Linked DNA regions of Homo sapiens: region 1 is linked to region 2. A link is an interaction called in ENCODE POLR2A ChIA-PET data of the cell type or tissue named here. Cell type or tissue: PC-9. All regions are shown on one strand. Links, peaks and the distances in the headings refer to the core of each region. The heading gives the core; the rest is flanking DNA.

Evidence for each region. ChIA-PET counts read pairs that join two places held together with the same protein. Peaks named below come from ENCODE experiments on the same cell type or tissue, not always from the same donor. Only the 100,000 strongest peaks of a DNase experiment are listed, where the experiment ranks them.
Region 1: POLR2A ChIA-PET joins it to region 2 with 12 read pairs; 2 of 35 experiments call an interaction of 5 or more read pairs at or near these places.

What each region holds. Positions count from the first base shown.
Region 1 is chr2:164,074,247-164,080,272 of GRCh38, forward strand. No RefSeq gene overlaps it. Among named protein-coding and RNA genes, the nearest start is that of FIGN, 340 kb to the left of the region's middle. In PC-9, for the core only: no CTCF peak of the experiment used is centred there; no DNase peak of the experiment used is centred there.
Region 2 is chr2:163,775,552-163,781,577 of GRCh38, forward strand. No RefSeq gene overlaps it. Among named protein-coding and RNA genes, the nearest start is that of FIGN, 43 kb to the left of the region's middle. In PC-9, for the core only: no CTCF peak of the experiment used is centred there; DNase peaks (open chromatin) are centred at 2,680 and 3,000; H3K27ac peaks cover 2,240 bases.

The DNA of each region.
Region 1 (6,026 bases), core at 1,589-4,088, 300 kb after region 2:
TTTTGGAGAAATTTTCAACATTAGTAAAATGTCCCACATGTATATTAAATTATATTTTTCATGATCGAGCAGTAATCTTCTTTTAAAAAATGCCCACCTTAATTATTAAACATGCTAAAAAGGAAAATATAATGAGTTATAAATCTAGAGAAAGCCCTTTAGAAATATGACTGTTTTTCCTACAGCCTATTCTAGTTAAAATATTGATTATCATTACCATAATGTTATTATAATAATGGTGATATTATATAAAAATATGGTTATAATAATAATGGTTCTGAATATGTGGTATAATTCTAACTTTTTATTAATTCACATAGGGCTTAATTTCAATTAGTCTGAATTCATGAAGGTTTGCCATGTACATGGTGAAATATTTCAAAAAGGGGGACAAACTATAGGTTAAACATAGTATTTGGAACTATAGATATCCTCAAGATAGTAGATATGAACTAGAGTTGCTTGTAATGCAAATTTCTGCATATCAAATCCTGTAATTTCATTTTTCTTTATAAAATCTGACATGCTACTTCTGAGAAAATTTGGACTCACAGGACTTTAAAATCACATTTAATGCTACTGCAGCCTTTATTAGATGAACATGGAATAGCAAAGGGATATTTTTCTGATAAATAACAGCATTCAAATGACATAATATGATATATATTTTAACTGCAAATTATTGAAATTGTGTTTTTTTTTCATGCATGCCTAAATGGTACCACAAAATGTGGGCATAGAAGTGAAAATCATGGGTGGGTGTGGTGGTTCACATCTGTAATCCCAGCACTTCGGGAGGTCGAGACAGGAGGATTGCTTGAGCCCAGGAGTTCAAGACCAGCCCGGGCAACTTAGCAAGACCCTGTCTCTGTGGTGGCTCATGCCTATGTTCCCAGCTACTCAAGAGTCTGAGATGGGAGGATTGCTTGAGCCCAGGAGGTCAAGACTGTAGTGAGTTGTGATTGTGTCACTGCACTTCAGCCTGGTCAAGAGAATTAGACCCCATTCTTAGGCAGTTGTCAATGGAGAGTGGGACCACTATCAGGAGAGGCAAAGTTTTCTTTCTCTAAGCATTTCAATGAAGTAAGTTTTAGATTTGCTTTATTTTCTCCCTGATGTTGATATTTCATTTCACTTCTGTACAATTAGACAATTTATTCCTGCTATCAAGGTCCTATATGGAGAGAGCATATATTTTGGTTTGCAGAGCTTTAGAATTTTTCCAGTAAAAAGCTGATTTCCTATATGACTTTCCTACTGCCATTCTTGCCTCCTCTTCTCATTATTCTGCACAGTAGGGGCAGAATAATCTTTTAAAAATGGAAATGAGATCATGTGACTAGGACATGTAAAAATTCTTCCAGTGAGTTCTGATTGTACTCAGAATAAATTCCAAGTTTATCACCATGGCCAAATAAGCATGTTCCCCCAGCTTCACCCTACACCATTTGCCATTTCTCACACTGAGCCTCTGTCTTACTAAGCCCTTTTCTACCTCCAAGGTGGAGCTCTAATTTACCTTTCTGCCCGGAATGACCTTTCTTCTCCTTTATCCTTTGAGTCCCACTTCAAATATCACCTCTTCAGAGAGACCTTCCCTGATTAAACTTCTAAAGCGCTTTCTTCAGTTACTGTGTCCTCCCCTAGTTATTTCCTCCAGTTGAACTCTTCACAGTCTGTAATTTTCTTGTTTAGTAATGTGTTTGCTTTATATCATCTGCTTCCTGCAAGCTGCTACAAGAATAAAGCTCCATGAGATGAAGAACCTTGCCTGTTCTCTTTACTTCTAGATCCCTAGAACCTAGCATCGTGCTTGATATATAGTAGACGTTCAATGAGTAAATGAAAAAATGAATGATGAGAAAGCTTTGTCATGTCTTTATGAAATAACTGAGCTTCCAAAAAGGCAGAAGGGCATGAGTAAAGCTTCCTGAATACTGATTAGATCCTAGAGGCAGAGGGTTCCTGAAAGGGAATTTTATTTTTTACTAAAATTATTTTAAAATGTTAAACCTGAATCCTTTGCCTAATTTATGAGTGCTTTTTTGATGTGCTTGAGTTCTTTTATAACATAGATGTATATGTCTGTTGATTTTTAAATGGCCATATTCTTGACTCCATAAGTGCAGGGGACTTGGAGAATTGATAATAGAACTAATTTTACATCTGCAATTATTCATCAGTGGTACTGTCCATGAAAGGTTTGCTTATCAGATTTGGAATCCAGACCTTTACACAGAGTGGCATCAATGAACGTAATACATAAAAATTCCAATGTTACCTAGATATTTCTGGCAGCAACTTTTTATTGAGTGAGATTTTAGATATGGCAGGAGCAAAAACAATAATAAATTATTGAAAATTTTAAAAATAGTTTTAAATGTTTTCATTGGATACATTGAGGTTTTGATGAACTGAGGTTTTGATGAGTCGAAATCTGAAAAAACATCTCTGGATATCCCTCCTTCTCAGACTTCACCTTGTATGTCTTTTCATTTGGCTGGTCCTTACTTGTATCCTTTATAATAAAACTTTGATTTTAAGTATAGCACTTTAGTGAGTTCTGTGAGTTGTTCTAGTGGATTATCAAACCTGAGGGGGTCATAGAAATCCCCAAATGTATAGCCAATTTATCAGAAGTATGAGTGTCCTGGGGACCCCCCAAAGTGAGACTGGTATCTGAAGTAAGGGAAGTCTTGTGGAGGATTGTGTTTTTCACTTGTGGCATCTCAGGCTAGCTCCAGGTGGTTAGCATCAGAATAGTATTGCGGACCACTAAATTAGGGGTGAAACAGAACAGTTGCCTTTTCTTTCAATATCCTAAGCCTAATTTAAATTTCCCAATTTCTTCATTCTTTATCTCTGCAAGAAGTTCAGGACCTTCTCCAGTTGAAAAATTGGAGGTACTTATGGCTGTTTGTCTTTTATCAACTTGAACTCATGTTCTCTGATTAATTTTTATTCATTTGTTAATTCAACAGATTTTATTGACTACTTTGTTAAAACCAGGTATTGTTCATGATCCCAGTACTGGGGTATATCAGTGCATGAGACTTGAATGGTTTCTGTTTTCGGAGCTCACAGCTTATTGGTATAGATCAAAACACTCTGATGAACAAATATTTGAGTAATTATATATTGTGTCCCTTTATCCTTCTATGTTGTGTATTTTTCCTCAACAATTCACACCAAGCATGGCTATAGCTCTTTCTCCTTTATTTTCCAAGGTGCCACTAACAGAGTGCTTCTGTGACTTCCAGATTTTTATTATTTCTTGGGGGATAATGCAAGGAAAATGCTGCACAGGATTAGAAACAACTTCATCCAACTATGAGACATCACTGTTTCTAAAATTCCTATCATCACTACAGGGAGTCCATTTTGGACCTTCTTCCTCAAATCCCCAACATGCTGCCATGTTGCTGTGGTCTGCTCTCTCCTTTCAGAGAGTCTCACTTTTCTGCTTCCCTCATTAAACTTAAAAATTCCTGCTAACTTACTTTGAAGAGCTCCCTCCTATCTCAAACTCTTTCCTTCAGACAATGCCAAAGGAATGTGGTATAGCCCTCATAAAGTAGCAGTCTTCTTTCTATTACATGCCCCCACCACACACAAAACACAAAAATTTGTTCAGGGTGAAAAATAACATCACAGTAGGAAAAATGTATTACAAATGTTAATGCTAAAGGCTCCATTTTCCTAAAAACACTTTTTTTTAGTTGTATTATTCTTTTTCTTTTGTCAAGCTTGAAGTATCTAAGATTGCTCAGAATATGTTCAGATTGATGTTTAGTCTACATATTTATTAATAGAGATGTAACTAATCATGTTGGCAAATATGGATTGTATTAGTTCTTTTTTTCTTTTACTTAACATAAGTTATTTAAACATTTATATTTATCAATACCTATCTATATCTATCTATATTTATATTGTGAGATTCCATGTGTGTGTATATTTGTGTATATATGTGCCTGTGCCTATGCATATATATATTATTGATATTGATATGTCAATAATATATAATATTGAGTAATATATGATATTGAGAAAGCAAAAAGAAAAGGTCTTTGGCATAGCATTAGTTCATTGTTTTCCTCAGCTAGGCATTGGTTACTTCTATATGTAAAATCATTTAAACCATCTGTTTTTCCTAAATGACCAGTCAAATAAATGATTTAAATATTTATGTTTTTGGAGAAATAAACTATTGTTTGCCTTTTAGTTGGCCAATTAATATTCTTTAATATAGTTATAGCTATTTCCTTAATATTCTCCCTACCAAGTACACTTCCTATTGAGATGACGTCAAAGGACTTTGCAGTGCGGACAGACCCATAAATCTACCTAGTTTCAAACTGAGATGAAGATCTCCGAACTCAAATTCAGTATAGGTCATGAACAGTGCAATGAATCACATTCTCCAAAGGCATTTGACCTGACTGCAAATTATTTCCATGTTTTGTAGATGCAACAGACTGTATAAGGAAACTTTGTCCCCTTTGCCTGTAATCCCTGCGAGATGATGTATGACCATCCTGAGCACATGTAGTATGTAGAATACCAGATCCTGACCTGAATATCATCTCCTGGACTACAATGAGTCCACTTTTGTCTGATCTATATGAAAGACTACTTTCAGTTTTCAAGAGTATTTTTAATATGCCTAATATATGCCAGTCACTTCACTGGAAAGATTGAGAGGAAAAATATCATCACTGGCTCTTAAGTAGCCAGTAGAAAACAACAAATAACAGAGACAAGAACTCATGCAGTATTTAGGAATTCTCTTCTGTTTTGTTGGAAGTGGCTGAATAGTCACAGCCTCATTGCAGTTCCTGTCCAGTGTGATGCTCTAACAAAGTTGGTTGACAGGCACTGCTTAGCTATTATTACACAGAGCAAACAACATTTTTTAAAGCTATCAGTTTCCTGTTTTTAAAGAAATCACAGAGCTTGTATAGGGAGAGATAGAGGCTTGACATTGGATAAGGCTTTAATGCCAAAAAATGAAATACTAATGTAGACCAAAATAAACCACTATAAAATCTGCCTGTCAGAATAGGAGTTAGGTTTGGGCTCTGTAGACATAGAACTAGCCTTTAAATGTTTTCTCCTACACAGACACTGACAAAAGCCGCTAACAGCTGTGGAGCCAGTACCAAACGAATCTGATTTTGGAATCAGACCATCAAATATTTCCAAAAGAATTTGATTTATTAAAGTTAAATTATAGCTATATCTGATTTTCTTGTTAATGTGCAAATGGGGACAAGATGTCATTTCCCACCACACTCTTTCCATTTATGTAGTTTAAATGCACTTCAAGGCAGAGAATCTTTAAATGAGAGACCAAGCTTGACTGACTTTGGTATGTAATTAATTTTATTTCTTAGAGAGGGTCTCTGTCACCCAGGCTGGAGTACAGTGGTGCAATCTAGGCTCACTGCAGCCTCAACCTTCCAGGCACAAGTGATCCTCCTGCCTCAGCCTTCTAAGTAGTTGACAGTCACATGCCACCACACCCAGCTAATTTTTGTATTTTTTGTAGAGATGGGGTTCCATCATGATGCCCAGACTGGTCTTGAACTCCTGAGCTCAAGCTATCCACCCACCTTGGCTGAAATGGTATGTATTTATTTACGTATCAATTAAAAGAAAGTACAAAATGGATGGTGAATTACTCCACTATTCCATTTCTGGAAAATGAATTTTTATTTATTTTTACTTAAATCAGTTAATGAGAGACATGAGGTTTAGAAAAGGAAATATTTGATTTGGACAGCTTTTCTGAGACATTCAAAGATCAGGGGAAAATATCATCCTGCTTCAGCCCCCTGATGTGTCTGCAGCTTGAACACAATGCACAAAACTAAGGACAATTGGGTTCTCATTCTGTTTGGGTCATTAGCTAGCTGAGTCACCTTGAGGAAGATCTTGAGTATGTCTGCGCTTCTGATTTTTATTGGAGAAGGGGTTCAGTATATTGTTTTCAGTTGCACTTTAAGGGGGTCCAAAGAGAGTTT
Region 2 (6,026 bases), core at 1,929-4,428:
TTAGTGTGCTCTTTTGAAGGAAATGTTCTTGCCTACGAGAAGAACTAAGCAACAAGAAAAATAGTCTTTATTCACTCATCATATTTAATATTTTAGGTCCAGTAGGTCCTCTGATATATGTCAATTTCTCTCTTCTTTGACAGCCTTCTTATTTGCAAAGTGTTATGTACTTTGTATTCATTCAGCAACACGTTCATTGTTCATACCTTTCCACCAGAGAATTCTAATATTTATGCAGTGTTTTTCATCATTTCAATTTGTAAAAGTTCCTAGCTGAATTAAGAATATATCAAGTTATGAATCTTTTGAGGCCTAGAAAACAGATAGGAGATGCTGTTTCTCTTTCTGCTATTCTTTGTTTGTCAAATCACTTTAATGTTGACCATGAGGCCTCTGTGACTTTGTTTATCTTTTCCACCTGTACTATCCCCTTTTTGTAACAAAGGAGATAGGATGTGTCACCATATTGTAAGTGTCATTCCTGAAAATAATGACTTATTGGTACATCTGACAATGATGTTACAAGGCTTCATACAGCAGCCAATTCAATTTAAACTAAACTGATTTCTCTAGATGTCACCTCTCCATGTAAGGAACCCAGTTATTTTAGTAGAAAACTTTAATAACAAACAAACAGATACAACAGAGAAGAAAATGGAACGATGAGGTCACAAATATGTATATATTGTTGCTCTCAAATATATTCTTTAGAGATTAATTTGCCTTTTATTTAAAAAGTTTCAAAGTGGGGCCAGTCGCAGTGGCTCATGCTTATATTCCTAACACTTTTGGAGGCCGAGGTGGGTGGATCGCTTGAGCCCAGGAGTTCAAGACCAGCCTGGGCAACATGGCAAAATCCCATCTTTACAAAAATTACAAACGTTAGCTGGGAGTGGTGGCGTGTGCCTATAGTCCCAGCTACTTGGGAGGCTGAGGTGGGAGGATTGCTTGAACCCAGGAGGCAGAGGTTGCAGTGAGGTGTGATCATGCCACTGCACTCCAGCCTGGGTGACAGAGTAAGTACTCTGTCTCAAAAAAAAAAAAGTTTCAAAGGGTGGTAATCTTTGAAATCCTCTGATATTTTATTTTATTTATTTTTTTTTTTTTAAGGTAGAAATGGGGTCTCACATGTTGCCTAGGCTAGAGTGCAGCGGCTCAATCACAGCTCACTGCAGCCTTGACTTACCAGCCTCAAGTGGTCCTCCTGCCTCAGCCTCTTCAGTAGCTAGGACTACAGACATGCCACCATGACTAGCTAATTAAAACAATTTTTTTTTTTTTTGGTAGAGATAGGGCCTCACCATGTTGCCCAGGTTGGTCTCAAATTCCTGTGCTCAAGCAATCCTCCTGCTTTGGCCTCCCAAAGTGCTGGGATTATAGGCATGAGCCACCACACTTGGCTTGATATGTTCTTTTTATGATAATTTAAACCCTTGGATTTAATTTAGGGATTCTGGGATTGATTCTAAAATTCTTTATAAGTGCCTGAATATCCATGTCCTCAAAAATGTAAGTAAATTTTTAAATTTTAATTTTGACAAATTCTTCATTACTTGTAGACTATCATTTATTATTTACGGTTGGGATTGTATTTACTAAAGAATACCATTTATTTTTGTTTCTCATTCATACAACTTGGCCAGGGGCAGATGCAATCTTACCTTTTTTTTTTTTCCAGTGTACATGCTTCTTTATTCAATGACATATCAAAATATCTGGTCTGTAGTAAGTATACATAGAAAAGACTCCCATAGCCTTGCTCTTCCAACCCTAGTCAAATATTCATGTCAAAATTTGACATCTCTGTCAAGTCTAAAGAAGGAAGAAACCAACATGTATTGAGAATTTACTCCATATTGGGTCTTTCCCATTCAATGTCTTATTTAATCTTCACATGCTAACGTGTGGATATTATTTTCTCAGTTTTGGAAATGAGACTCAGATAGGTTAAGAAACTTACTCAAGTCATCCCTCCTAACATTTTCAGAGCCAAATTTGCCCATCTTTCCTTTCTCCAAGTATTGGCTACCATAACACACCATATTCATTTCCAAATGATTTCTTGCGTTCTGAATCATGAAGACATATGGTGTGAATATACAAATACTTATGCTATAATACTTAATTTTTTGTTAATTAATCTCCTCTTTCTCACTGTCAAAGTTAGGCAATCTCAGACTTTCTAATACTTAATGTTAGACTTGCCTTTTAGAATACTGTGATTTTAGCACCTCAGACTGCTGAAAATACTGTTCAACAGTCATTTCACGTTGAACTGGGTAGGTGCTTGGGATATCACTTCAAAGTATGGAATGTGGAATCATAGCATCAAAAAGGCCCTTAGGAATCTAACGACCTTTTGGGATCTCCAACTCCCAAATCTTGGTTTATCAGTGGGATCAGAGTGATCTCTTTAAAACTGCTTAGGTTATGTCACTCTTACTCAAAAGCCAACCAAAGCATCCCATCTCCCTCAGAGGCGAATCCAATGTGCATACAAGGTTCTAGAAATCCCTGCCTTACCTGCTCCCTTGCAACCATTGCCACATTGGCCTTCTTGATGTTTCTTGAACAAGGCAGACACATTCCAAGCAGTGCCCTTCGAATCGCCTATTTTCTTTGCTTAGAGCATTCTTTCCTACACTGGTAGGGCTTACTTTCTCATCTCTTTCAGGTATTTACTTAAATGTGATCACTGATATAAGGCCTTTCCTCACTGCATTACTTAAAATTGCAAACTCTCGCCCCTCACGTGCCATGGATCTTAGTTGCTTCCTCTCCCTTCATTTGCACTCAATACACTCAGTATCCTGTATATTTATTTGCTTATTTTTCTACCTCCCCCTAGTAAAACATAAGCTCCATGAAGAGCTGAAAATTTTATCTCTTTTGTACTAAGGTCTCCGCAGCACTTGGAACAGTGCCTGGCACATGGTTAGTAGCCAGCAGGTATTTGCTAAATGAATGTAAATTCCAAGACATCTTACTCATAAAGAATGCCACACTGAGTTTAATGAAAGGTCTTAGGAAATTTTCTTAAATGGAATATTCCAAGCTTGCTAGTGTGAAAAGGCAAAGACAAATTTAATCTGAGTCATCTCTGTATTGGCAAGTGAACTTTTTCCAAATAAGCCACTTGAGCAAAACTCAGTGTTATTCTAAAATAAAAGATGCTGGCAAAAAACTAAAAATAGAACTACCATATGATCCAGCAATCCCACTTATGGGGATACATCCAAAGGAAATGAAATCAGTATGTTCATTGCAGCATTATTCACAATAGTGAAGTCAATAAATGAAACAACTTAAGTGTTCATCAACAGATGAATGAATATAGAAATTTTGACTATATATATGCACGTGTGTGTATGTGTGTGTGTATATACATACATAAAATGTATAAACAATGAAATATTATTAAGTCTTAGAAAAGAAGGAAATTCTCCCACTTGGGACTACATGGATGAAATTAGAAGATATTAAGCTAAGTGAAACATGCTAAGCACAGAAAGACAAATATCACATGATACCACTTATTGTGGAATATTAAAAAAAAAGTCAGACCTAGAAAAACAGAGAGTAAAATGGTGGTGGCCAGGGGCTGAAGGGTGGGGGAAATAGGGAGCTGTTGGTCAAAGGGTACAAACATTCAGTTATGAGATGAATAAGTTCTAGAGATCTAATGTAAAACATGGTGACTATAGTTAATAATAATATATTGTATATGTGAAATTTGCTATGAGAGGTGATGGATACGTTAATTATCTTGATGGTGGGAATCATTTCACAATGCAAACTTGTGTCAAAACACTACATTATACCTTAATATAGATACAATATTTTTATTTATCAATCATACATCGATAAAGCTGAAAAAACTTTTTAAAAGATATTAGTACATAGATCTGATATATTCTGTTCCATGCATGAGGAGAGGGTGACTACTGTTGTCACATATATAAATTCCATATAATCCCTTCAAGTCTTTGCAGCTTTCTTTGGTTGATATTTCTTCTATCTAATAACACTCTGAGGGTAAAACAAAATTTAAAAGCGTCTATGAAGTAAACTTGGACCAATCGTCTTTTACTTCTTCTTAGTATGGCTGACAAGTTCTGCATAATGAACCTCTTTCATTCAACCTTCTCCTGATTTCATCACCGTATACTGGAAAGGGTGGTTTTGGCACTATGGATTGGATTTGGAGTGAGGTGGGAAGAAATGAGATAGTTTTGATTAAAAGTGAAATAATACGACTTATTCTTTGTCCTCATGTGAGATATGTGACTCCACAACTACTAGACTTTCTTTTGTGAAGAAATGCACAGAAATAAATTCTGTCTATGTGTCTCTTGAAAAGTAAGGTCTATATATATGTTTCTTACAGTTTTTGCTGCAGAGTAACCACTAATTTCTATTATATTACTGAGGAATAGGATTGTGGCAAAGGGATGGGAGTAGCTGTTGAAAGGTTTTTACTTTTTACTTCGAACTGTGCAATAAAAAATGTTAAAGTAACATAAGCTCAATTTTTTGTTCATAAAAAGCTAATTTGGAAAAAATCCATATGTTCCGTTAAAGCATATTCTGTACATGTGAGTAACAGTGCTGCGGCCTTGACTTCGCTCAATAAATATTTGCTTGATTGAGTAAACAAATGCATGAATGACTTTTTAATTCCTACAAATTATAAAGGAAAGGAACAAAAATGAAACTGTTTCATGGAATTCTGAAAAAGATTACAGTAGCTGAAAACAAAGAACGTGGCCTAGGTAAAGTGTCCCAGAGATCAGAGAAAGCCTGGACTCCTTCCAAAGTCAGACCAGGAATGCCAAAACACCTGCAGGGCAAGAACAGGTCAGAGTTTAGGCTTGAAGCCAAGAGGCTCTAGGCAGGAGCAGAGCCTCAGTTGGGCAGTGGCCACAGGCAAGACCCTGGGGCTTACAGGTAAAGTTGGAAGACCTAAGCCGGGTAGGGGCCAACAATCAAGCCTCACATGTAAAAACTGGTGGCAGAATAAAGGAAAAGTGTGAAATTCCTGGATTCAAGATCTGATTATATTTAATCACTTTGGTAATTTTGAGATGAGGTATACCAAAGAATCCCTTTGTGATATTTTGGGGAATGTGTAAACTTTTAGGAAAATGTACTTTGTTGTTACTTCCAGTGTAGACTTTCTCTGCCTCAGTTAAAATCAACAAATATTTAGCCATCTGCCATATAAACATCTTTGTATTCACTGTCTTCCATTGATATAATATTACTTTTCTAGGCAACATTTCCTCATCAAAATCAGGGTGTAGACGATGTGAGACAGCAGAGAGTCCCTTTACCTCCTGACAGTAACATACAGTAAGCTGTGCTCACAGCTTTTCATGAGGTTGTGGAAGTTCCAAAATGCCACTGAGAGCATTGCTCTTCTCTCTCATAGGATTGACTATGAACTTCACCTTTGATTGGACGTGTAAATACCTGGGCAATCCATAAGATAATGCTAGAGATTTTTGCTGCATAGTAGCATGAAGCTCTAGCTGCTGATGCCCTGTTAGTGTTGGTGTGTATTAGTGTGCATATGAGCGTGTATTTGTGGTAGGAATGTGGTAAGACTAATCAAGAAAACTTTCAGTTCAAACATTTGTCTTGTGGCCAATTATAGTGCAAGAAAAGGCAAAGGAATGGAATTGTTCAAACGTGTAGAATTCTAGAATGATAAGAGAAATCTACCAATTAAACTAGTATTATCTCTAGAAGGTTACCTTAGCAGGTAGAGTTTCTTGGTCAGGCAGGAAGATACGGGGATGTTTCTTTAGTTTCTCCATGCCTGTAATGCTCTGTAGATCCTGTGTCATTTATGCTGTGTCTTAGGAAAGATGTTTCAGATAGTTATATAAATGGGTTTACTTGTTTGTGTGATATATGAAGAAGCCTTTTGGGAATCCGAGCAGGATTTGTTCCTAAAGCAAGACTCCTATATCCTAGAATCTCCATTTTCAACTTTGCAACTGTTTTCTACAAACTAGTTCATT